3 separate regions of the Homo sapiens genome follow, and all the other regions are linked to region 1. Evidence: chromatin contacts called from ENCODE Hi-C or POLR2A ChIA-PET data. All regions are on one chromosome and are shown on one strand. The core of a region is the stretch at or near the end of the contact, and the rest is flanking DNA. Distances in the headings are between cores, read along the strand shown.

The links. A loop is a pair of places that touch in the nucleus more often than their neighbours do. ChIA-PET counts read pairs that join two places held with the same protein, here RNA polymerase II (POLR2A). Pooled maps may share reads with other maps.
Region 2: a map of HCT116 shows a loop between it and region 1 (2.5-fold over the local background). The contact joins two enhancer-like sites. A Hi-C loop is called at or near these places in 7 of 168 maps with a recorded cell type or tissue (Calu3, HCT116, PC-3 and 3 more) and 2 of 50 pooled maps. POLR2A ChIA-PET finds 5 or more read pairs at or near these places in 3 of 52 experiments (AG04450, HCT116 and activated naive CD4-positive, alpha-beta T cell).
Region 3: a map of PC-9 shows a loop between it and region 1 (10-fold over the local background). The contact joins two enhancer-like sites. A Hi-C loop is called at or near these places in 7 of 168 maps with a recorded cell type or tissue (Calu3, HCT116, PC-3 and 3 more) and 2 of 50 pooled maps. POLR2A ChIA-PET finds 5 or more read pairs at or near these places in 3 of 52 experiments (HCT116, activated naive CD4-positive, alpha-beta T cell and endothelial cell of umbilical vein).

The regions. Positions count from the first base shown.
Region 1 is chr4:11,547,686-11,550,580 of GRCh38, reverse strand. The region is part of intron 1 of LOC107986178 (a long non-coding RNA gene); the gene reads right to left. Among named protein-coding and RNA genes, the nearest start is that of HS3ST1, 120 kb to the right of the region's middle. Within about 2 kb of position 1,605, at least 5 of the 41 ENCODE cell types and tissues checked have a DNase peak (open chromatin) inside an H3K27ac peak, as active enhancers do; they include HCT116, PC-3, PC-9 and 1 more, where a contact is called at or near this core.
Region 2 is chr4:11,613,231-11,615,930 of GRCh38, reverse strand. The region is part of intron 2 of LOC107986178 (a long non-coding RNA gene); the gene reads right to left. Among named protein-coding and RNA genes, the nearest start is that of LINC02360, 150 kb to the left of the region's middle. Within about 2 kb of position 1,355, at least 5 of the 41 ENCODE cell types and tissues checked have a DNase peak (open chromatin) inside an H3K27ac peak, as active enhancers do; they include HCT116, PC-3, PC-9 and 1 more, where a contact is called at or near this core.
Region 3 is chr4:11,630,649-11,633,461 of GRCh38, reverse strand. The region is part of intron 2 of LOC107986178 (a long non-coding RNA gene); the gene reads right to left. Among named protein-coding and RNA genes, the nearest start is that of LINC02360, 140 kb to the left of the region's middle. RefSeq lists an enhancer at 200-1,399. Within about 2 kb of position 1,286, at least 4 of the 41 ENCODE cell types and tissues checked have a DNase peak (open chromatin) inside an H3K27ac peak, as active enhancers do; they include HCT116, PC-3, PC-9 and 1 more, where a contact is called at or near this core.

The DNA.
Region 1 (2,895 bases), core at 356-2,855:
TCATAGGAGAATTATTCATAATAATCAAAGAGTGTGAACAATGCAAATGTTCATCAGTTGATGAATGAACTTATAAAATGTGGCGTATCTATTTAGTGGGATATTATTTGGCCATAAGAAGAAATTATTTGGTAAAACATGTTGGGAAATGAATGAACCTTGGAAAGATTATGCTAAGTAAAAGCAGTCACAAAAGACTCGAATATTATATTATTCCATTTCTGTGGAATTGAATTCCACAGAATGGCAAATTCTGTGGCATCTATTATTCCAGAATTGGCAAATCAATAGAGACAGAAAATAGATTAGTGGTTACCTAAGGATGAGTGGGAGGAGAAAGTGGGAGATGATTGTTAATGGATATGAGATTTATTTTACAGGGGAAAAGTGTCTTATAATTTATACAGATGTTCCTCGACTTATGATCGAGTTACATTGCAATAAATCCATCATAAGTCAAAAGCACATTTAATACCCTGACAAACCCATCATAAAGTTGAAAAATGATCAGTGGAACAATCCTAAGTTGAGGACTGTCTGTATTGTGGTAATTGTTGTGTAGCCCTGTACATATTCTAAAATATGTTGAATAATACACTTTAAATAAGTTAATTGTATCCTATGCAAATTATATTTCAGTAAAACTGTTAATAAGAAGTTGTAGTTAGTGACTACCATGGATCATAGATCATAATGAAAAATGGCAGATAAGCAGTCCACTCTCACAACAACAGTAGATTAGGACAGTTTAGTCATTTGTATACTTTATAATAAACCAAATACAAGTTCAGCAGACTTCTAACATCTTGCACACTCTTTCATCCCCAAGCTGGATTTACTACAAATGTCACTCTCCTCATGGGGTATTTAGAGTCTTGTCATTGCAGAGGTATTTGTTTCTTCCCATTTTGCCTCAGAACTATCCTTTACAAACACAAAGCATGACACCATATGTAGAGCTGTTCACATTCCCTACTAGGTGGGAATCAATCATGCCATATGTAGTTTTGTTTCACTTGTATCCACCAATAACAGCAGCTTCTCAGCAAATGCTTGTGAAAAGAACAGGTAAATAAAGTCCTCCATCAGTGGTTGAAAATTTGTGTCCAATCAGCTACCATTAGACAGAAAACATACTTTGTTTCATGTACACAGATGTTGACTAAAGTAAACTGGTTGCCAACATTTAAATATTGGGCATTTCCACATAAAAACCCACATTTCTAGGCTCTTGAAAATTTGAAGAAAATTTGACTTCTGGTCCCACATGAGAGCAGTCAACTGAATAATTACTGTATCCTAATTTGCCACGAACTCCACCATTCTTGTCTATACATTCATGCATTTTCATTTACTTATAACATTTACATTTGCTTCCTGGTCTATGCACACATTTGATATTATGTGATTTCTGTGTTAACCTGTAACACATTATATAGCTTTCAATGAAAAAATAATTTTATTTTTGTTCTCTTGAAATTGCCTTAGAACTAAGACTGCCATTAGAATGGCCCCAGAGCTTCCAGAGGACATGTAAGTGAAACAAGTGGATGAGTCATCAGAACCTCTGTGCCTGTCATTCACTCCAGTATCGGTGTTTCAAGGTGCACCTTCCAGCAAGAACCTTCTGAGTCACTGCTTAGAAAGTCTGTGGTTACCAAATTATTTAGTAAATAATTTATGTTATTTTTCTCACATTAGTAAAATTACCATAATTTTGTTTTCCCTTTCTGTTTATTAATATCTCTGGGTTCTGCTTGGAAGTCCAGAAAACTTTTTCAGGAAGCAGGCTGCCTCTGAGGCCATTCTCCTTCCTGTCATGTTCAGAAATTCCTGTTCTTCAAGTGGACTCATTTCCTTTCTGCCATTGCAGCTGTTACTCAACCACCTTGGATGCAGAAAGATAAGAAGGGTGACCCCACCTTCTTGTCACCACTTAAGGGTTCAAGTACTATGTGTACACCAATGGCTTCAAACTGTGCATTTTTATCTCAACCTCTCCCCCCAGCATCCAAGGCACACATCCAGTGTCTACGTTTAATCTTAATTTTGATATCCCATGGGCATCTCAAATTTGAGGTTTTGACACCATTACCCACTCCACACGCATAGTCCTCCTACTGTAGCCTTTCCAAACTCAGACTGGCAACTCCATTCCAGCCTAAGCAACTTCCAGCTGCCTTAGAGGCACAAAACTCTGCAGTCTCCTATGACTCCTCTCTTGCTCTCACTCCTGACATCTTGCTCACAAGCAAATTCTATTGGCTCCTTCAAAATGTATCTGAATCTCCCACCTCCACTCCCAACTCCTGGTCCATGCCAGCCTCTTCTCTTAACACTGCAAGAGGCTCCACACTGTCTTTCTGCTTCTGGTCTGCTCCCACATCCCTTTCAGTGTATTCTCAAAACACCCATCTGAGTAATTCTCATGAAATATGTCCCATCTCACTCCTCATGTGCTAGCTTCTCCATTTACCCCAGACTGCAAGCCAACAACCTTGCAGCGGCCTCAAGGCCAGAGATGATCCAGACATACATCCTCTCTCCAGACTTTTCCCTGTTCTATTCCCCGCCTTCCACTCTGCTGAGTGGAGTTCCTGATAACTATGCAATGTTCTTTTCTCAGATGTCTGCATGACTAGTTCTATGTCTCTTTATTCAAATTTTACTTTCTCTATTAGGGTTCCATAGCCACCTCTTCAAAATTATTCCCCCAGTACTTCTGATTCTCCTTACCTAATTTATTTATCAGCTTGGCATTTATCACCATCTTTATATTTTGTACTATATATTATATACATACTATATATACACACATACATATTTGTATACTTATATAATTTTACATAAATTTATAAAACTATATAGAAACATTTACATTTTTACTTATAAACA
Region 2 (2,700 bases), core at 106-2,605, 66 kb before region 1:
GGGGTGAGCAAACAGACAAGTAAAAAACACGTAAATCAGCATAAAGGAAAAACGCATCAGGGAGGGGTTTCTGGAAAACGTTACTGCTCAGTTGAGGCCTGCAGAACGACTGGGAAGTTAGCCAAGTTAAGAAGGGTGGAGGAGGCAGTCGTGCAGATGGAAACAGGCACCCAGGCTCAGAAATGAGTGTGTGGCATGCCCACGAGACACCGAGGATCTGGATTAGGGGGCAGGAGAGCCAGGGATGAGGCTTAGCTCTGAGTTAGATCCAGTTACTTCATTCATTTATTCACTTATAAATAGAGTCTCTCTGAGGTTGAAAGACATCCAACCCTCCTTAATTTTTGGATAATTTTGATGTATGAAAAATAGACAGATGCTCAAAAATATTTTCATTTAATAATGACTCATTTTACCAAGGAAGATAATACTATAATAATTATTTCAAGATGAGGTTTATAAAACAATTTGCTAGGTCACTACAGCAGGAGTTGTCAGAAAATGGGTCATAACTACAAACTTCTATGAGAAAGTTTCCCCCACCCTCAATTCTGTAACTTTATGTATTAGTGCATATATAATTTCATTTGGAGACATTAACAAGAGTCTAAATTTGAGGACATCGTTTACTGTAAAACTCAGGCCTAACAGTCTTCACTCAAGTACCCAAGTCAATGATTGATTTAAAAAATATCTATTATGGGGAGAACCTTGTAAAGCCTGGACGTGGAGATGATAGTGGAAAAAAACAAGTATGGCACTGTCCTCGCGGACAGTAATATTTATCTTTCCAGGAGAAAGATGCATATTAAAGAAACATAAATGATTCAATTACCTCATATAAGTGTTTTGAAGAAAAAGACAACCTATCTTTAGGTCTCAGTGTCTATATTTATAAAAAGAGGGGGTGATAAAAGACTCTCTTAATGGACCCTGAGGTTACAAGTTAAGACTGATTAATTAGTCTATGGAGAGGAACTGCTCAGAGCAGGTTAGGTGAAAGGCATTTGGAGATGGTTGCTGCAGCAAAGGGACAGGAAGATTGCTCAGGAAACACACAAGGTAGAGTTCAAAGCATCTATTCAAGTCCTAGAAGTCTTGGAAAATAATAGAGAAGTAGAGAAGTAAAAAAGTAATGGTAGAAACCTCCTTTATGGGCATTGTATCCAGAGAAGTTTAGAAGCCAGGGGACTTTGAGAGGCAGCCATCTGCATTTTGTAATGTCACAGATGAGAAAACTATGTTCAGACTCACCGGAGGTGAACAGACTGGCCCAGTGCAGGGAGTGAGTCAGCAGGAATGGCATTTTACGGAATCTAGTAGACTCACTGATTTTTCCAGAAATACAGGTTAGCTGAGTCGGAAGAGTTGTTTCTCCAGCCAAGCAATGCCCCGTTGCATGTAAATGTTTCTCATCCAAAAGGATGAACAGAGCAGGTGCTTGACCTCCAGAGTTCATGAGTCTAGACCTCAGAGACATGGATGTGTTTATCCGATGAATAATGATAGCAGTAAACAAAAAAGAAGAAGGAAAGAGGTTGTGGATAATGCATGAGAAAAATGACTCCTATTTCCTAGAATGAATTATAAAGTATGAGATCTAAAGGATGCCACACTCCCTTGGTCCCTATGAAGCTTTCCTGAACTGAGCAGAGCAGTTTTTTCTTGAAGTTTAACTTCTATCTAGAGGGGCATCAGAGCATCTTGTGGTTTTTTTTCCACCATGGCCTCTCTGAACCAAATTTTAGGTCTTTAGCTTCCCAGAGCAAAATCCCTGGGAAAAGCTGAGATAGCCAAATAATTGTGAAGCAGGACTCCAAGCAAGTATTCTTGATGTCCAAGATAAATGACAATCATTTAGCACTTTCAGGAAAATGAAGAGAAACTGACTCCTTTTTATTCCTCCACCATTGTAAAAGGAAGCTTTGATATTTCTTTGTGATACCACAGCAGAAACTTCGTTAATTATAATATTATGCTTTTTGACAATGAAATGAACCTCCAGAAGTAGGCTTATTCATTAGGATTCTAAGTGCCCTCTAATCTCTGCCATCAATTTTCACTTTCCTTTTCACCCTTCCCAAACATTCCTATGTAGATATGCCTCCAAAATACACACAGTTTGACCACATACTTTCTATCTTGTGTCTAATATTTCCACCATCCCAACTTACAACAACAGCAAAATCTTAATAGACTCTGCATTAGCTAACATTTTCTAAATTCCTTTTTTGAAGAAAAGGTGTATTCCTGTATTTACAATTTTCTACGAGTGCTCATTATCATGGTCGGTAGTTCACCCTGGAATCTATCTGTGCTCTTTTAAAATAATTGTATGATGCACTTATTAAAACACAAACTTTTTTTAGGACTTCAGAGTTTTCAGGTTACATTAAAATCCACTATTTCAACTTGTTTACTCAGTACCTTTGGAATCCAGTATGTGGAGCACAATTTACTTAGGCAGAAATGGAGGCCCAACATTTCTAAATGACTTAAGAAACTGAGGCCCAAAATGTATAAATTATTTGCTCAAGGCCATACATCTCCTAACTGATAAAAATAAGCATGCTATCAATCAGGATTTAGAAGAGCAAAACCCATGCTCTATCCATAGTGTTCCTTATTAAGAAGAAATAAGTAAATCAGCAAATTAATTAGTAAACAAAAATAAATTTTAAAACTAGCATATGAATACCC
Region 3 (2,813 bases), core at 37-2,536, 83 kb before region 1:
TACCCGGGCTGGAGGGCAATGGCAGGATCTCGGCTCACTGCAACCTCTGCCTCCGTGGTTCAAGCGATTCTCCTGCCTCAGCCTCCCAAGTAGCTGGGACTATACCAAGATGCCTGGCTAATTTTTTTTTTTTTTTTTTTGTATTTTTAGTGGAGATGGGGTTTCACCATGCTGGCCAGGCTGGTTTCGAACTCCTGATCTCATGATCTGCCCGCCTTGGCCTCCCAAAGTCCAAAGTGCTGGGAAAACAGGCGTGAGCCACCATGCCTGGCCTGGTATGATATTTATAATGTTGCCCTAAACCTCACTCCACTCCTAGCTACACGTACATGGGGAATAAAAGATGAGGGAAGTGAGGAGAGCTGCTAGTGAAGGGTTGGGGATCGAAGATGGGCTGGGGATGCAATGGTTACCATGTGTCTGTTGGGCACAGTAATTATTACTTTAAAATTTTAAATGCTTCATGCTTGTTTTTAGGCAAAATCACAAGGTTTCTCCATTATGATAGCTCTATTAAAATCCTATGCAGACCCTATTGCTTCTATTTAGGTATCTTGTGATCATTTCTGTGGACCACACTGTATTTTTTCCCACATACTCAGCTTACAATATTATCAAGTACACCTACCAATTTAAAAACCTGCATCCTGAAAGTGACATTTTAAAGTCTGGCTTTCACCAGGTCTCTTAGGCCGAAACTAGTCCCATGAGCAGTGACTTGCAGCTCTTGATTTCCGGTTCTCACACACACCCTTGGACAGGAAGGTGCCTCATTGGCACCAGGGCGTTGTCTTTCGGCTTTCGGGGAGAGCAGTGACTAACTATCCAGCACTGCCCTCCAAGGAGGCTACTTCCTGGTTCAGCCCAGCTCTTACTATCCTGCAGAAAATGGTGCATCCATCCACCAATGGGAGGTGATGGGCTCCTGGCCTTGAGGGTTACTGAAATAACTGCAATCGTGGAAAGTGGAATTAGCTTTGTCCCCATATGTTTCATAACATTTTGTATCTCTTCTTGCCTCATCCATATCTGTATTGCAATCATTTGATTTCAAAGCATCCTGGGGCAATGCAAAAGCTAGGTTTCAGGACAGACATGCTGTGTTAACAGGTTGCAGTTGACTGTGAGCTGTAGGGTTTGGGCACATCCATAAGCTTGCTGAGTCTGTTTTTTACTTTGTAACGTAATACTAACTACACATACTCCACAGGATGTTCAAGAGTCTTAGGTGATCTCATGCATGTAGTTACCTTAGGGTAATGTTGGCCCAACATATTACGGTTACTCCAAGATGAGTAATATGAGCTTTCAGCCTAAAACGTTACCAAGAGAACTAATGAAATGCCAGGCAACATTAACAGAAATGTGGTGACCAGGAAAAAGACAACGAGAGTTAACAGTTAAAGTAAGCTGGTAAGATCAAACCTGAATCCTGGGGTCTCTTCCAAGAATTACACATCAAAAGTGATTTTGGCAAGCAGACACACAGTCAGAGGACAATGGTTGACATTGAGGAGAGGATAGAAATAAAAATAAATAATGTTAGAAAAAACTGAGATGGTTTACCTGAAGTAGGCAAAAGTTGAGAGCACAGGAAAGTTGTCATAGGACACAGAGGGTGCCACTATGATGTGCCAGGCTTAGTAGGTAACAGATAGAGAAGAACTGGGCTTAGTAGATAACAGATAAAGAAGAAGAGATTCCAGCTCAAAATATAAAAGAAGTTTCCTAATTTGATGACCTCCTTCAACCGTAAACAAATCCTCCTAGCCCAAGAGTTTCTCTTATGCTATTGAGTCATACATCTGCATATTTTACTTGTATCCTCTTAGGCAAATGAAGGCATATATATAGTTTTACTCAGCAAAAAATATTCATGAATAGCTGTGCATACATCAAAAGTATATATGAATCATCTTTTATCATTGACCTACATTAATCTCCTGTGAGCGCTCTAAATAATTCAACTTTGATTTTCCTGGGACCAGGTTCAATCAGCCAGGTGCTCTACCATCCAATATTAATGTCTTATTTTGTCTACTCAAGAAGGAAACCAACAGTTGTCCCTTTTTCTTTTTCTACATCATCAATTTCCCCTTTCTTTGGGATAAGTCTGATTAAAATTATATATTACTTTTTCCATTAAAGAAAACCCTGACTTGATTTTATATCGTAACCTCCAGTTATTACCCCAGTTTTTGCCCCTATTTACAGTTAAAGTATTCAAATAATGGTCTACATTTACTCTCTCCAAATCCTTTCCTCCTGTTCTCTCTTGAGCTCTCTCTATGTATCTCATATACATATATATGTATACAAATGTATTTATATACAATCATATACATATATTTGCCTACTAATCCACAAATGTTACTTCTGTTTTATTCACCAAGGCCTTCCATATTGCTTATTTAAGGCCTAATTCTCAGTCCATCTGGCTTGATCTATTAGCACTTTATATGCTAGATCTGTCCCTCTTTCTGGCCACACTTTCTTTACTTGACTTTCGGTCAACCCATTCTCCAAGTTTCCTTCAGGGTGGGCTTTTTTTTAGTGACTATGTTGTTCCTTTTTACCCTTAAGACCTTTAAATGAGCCTCAGTTCTTGGATTTCCTTACTTTGACCTGCTTTCTAGGGAACATTTAGATGCCCAGCTTTACATGCTATTCCTGTTCTGGAAACTCTCAGATGTGCATTTCTAGCAAGGATGTCTCTCTTGAACCCTGACTTGTAGGTTCAGCTGTCTACTTGACATCTCCCTTGGAGGGGGAAGAGACATTTCTAGCCAGGCATATCTAAAATTCACTTCCTG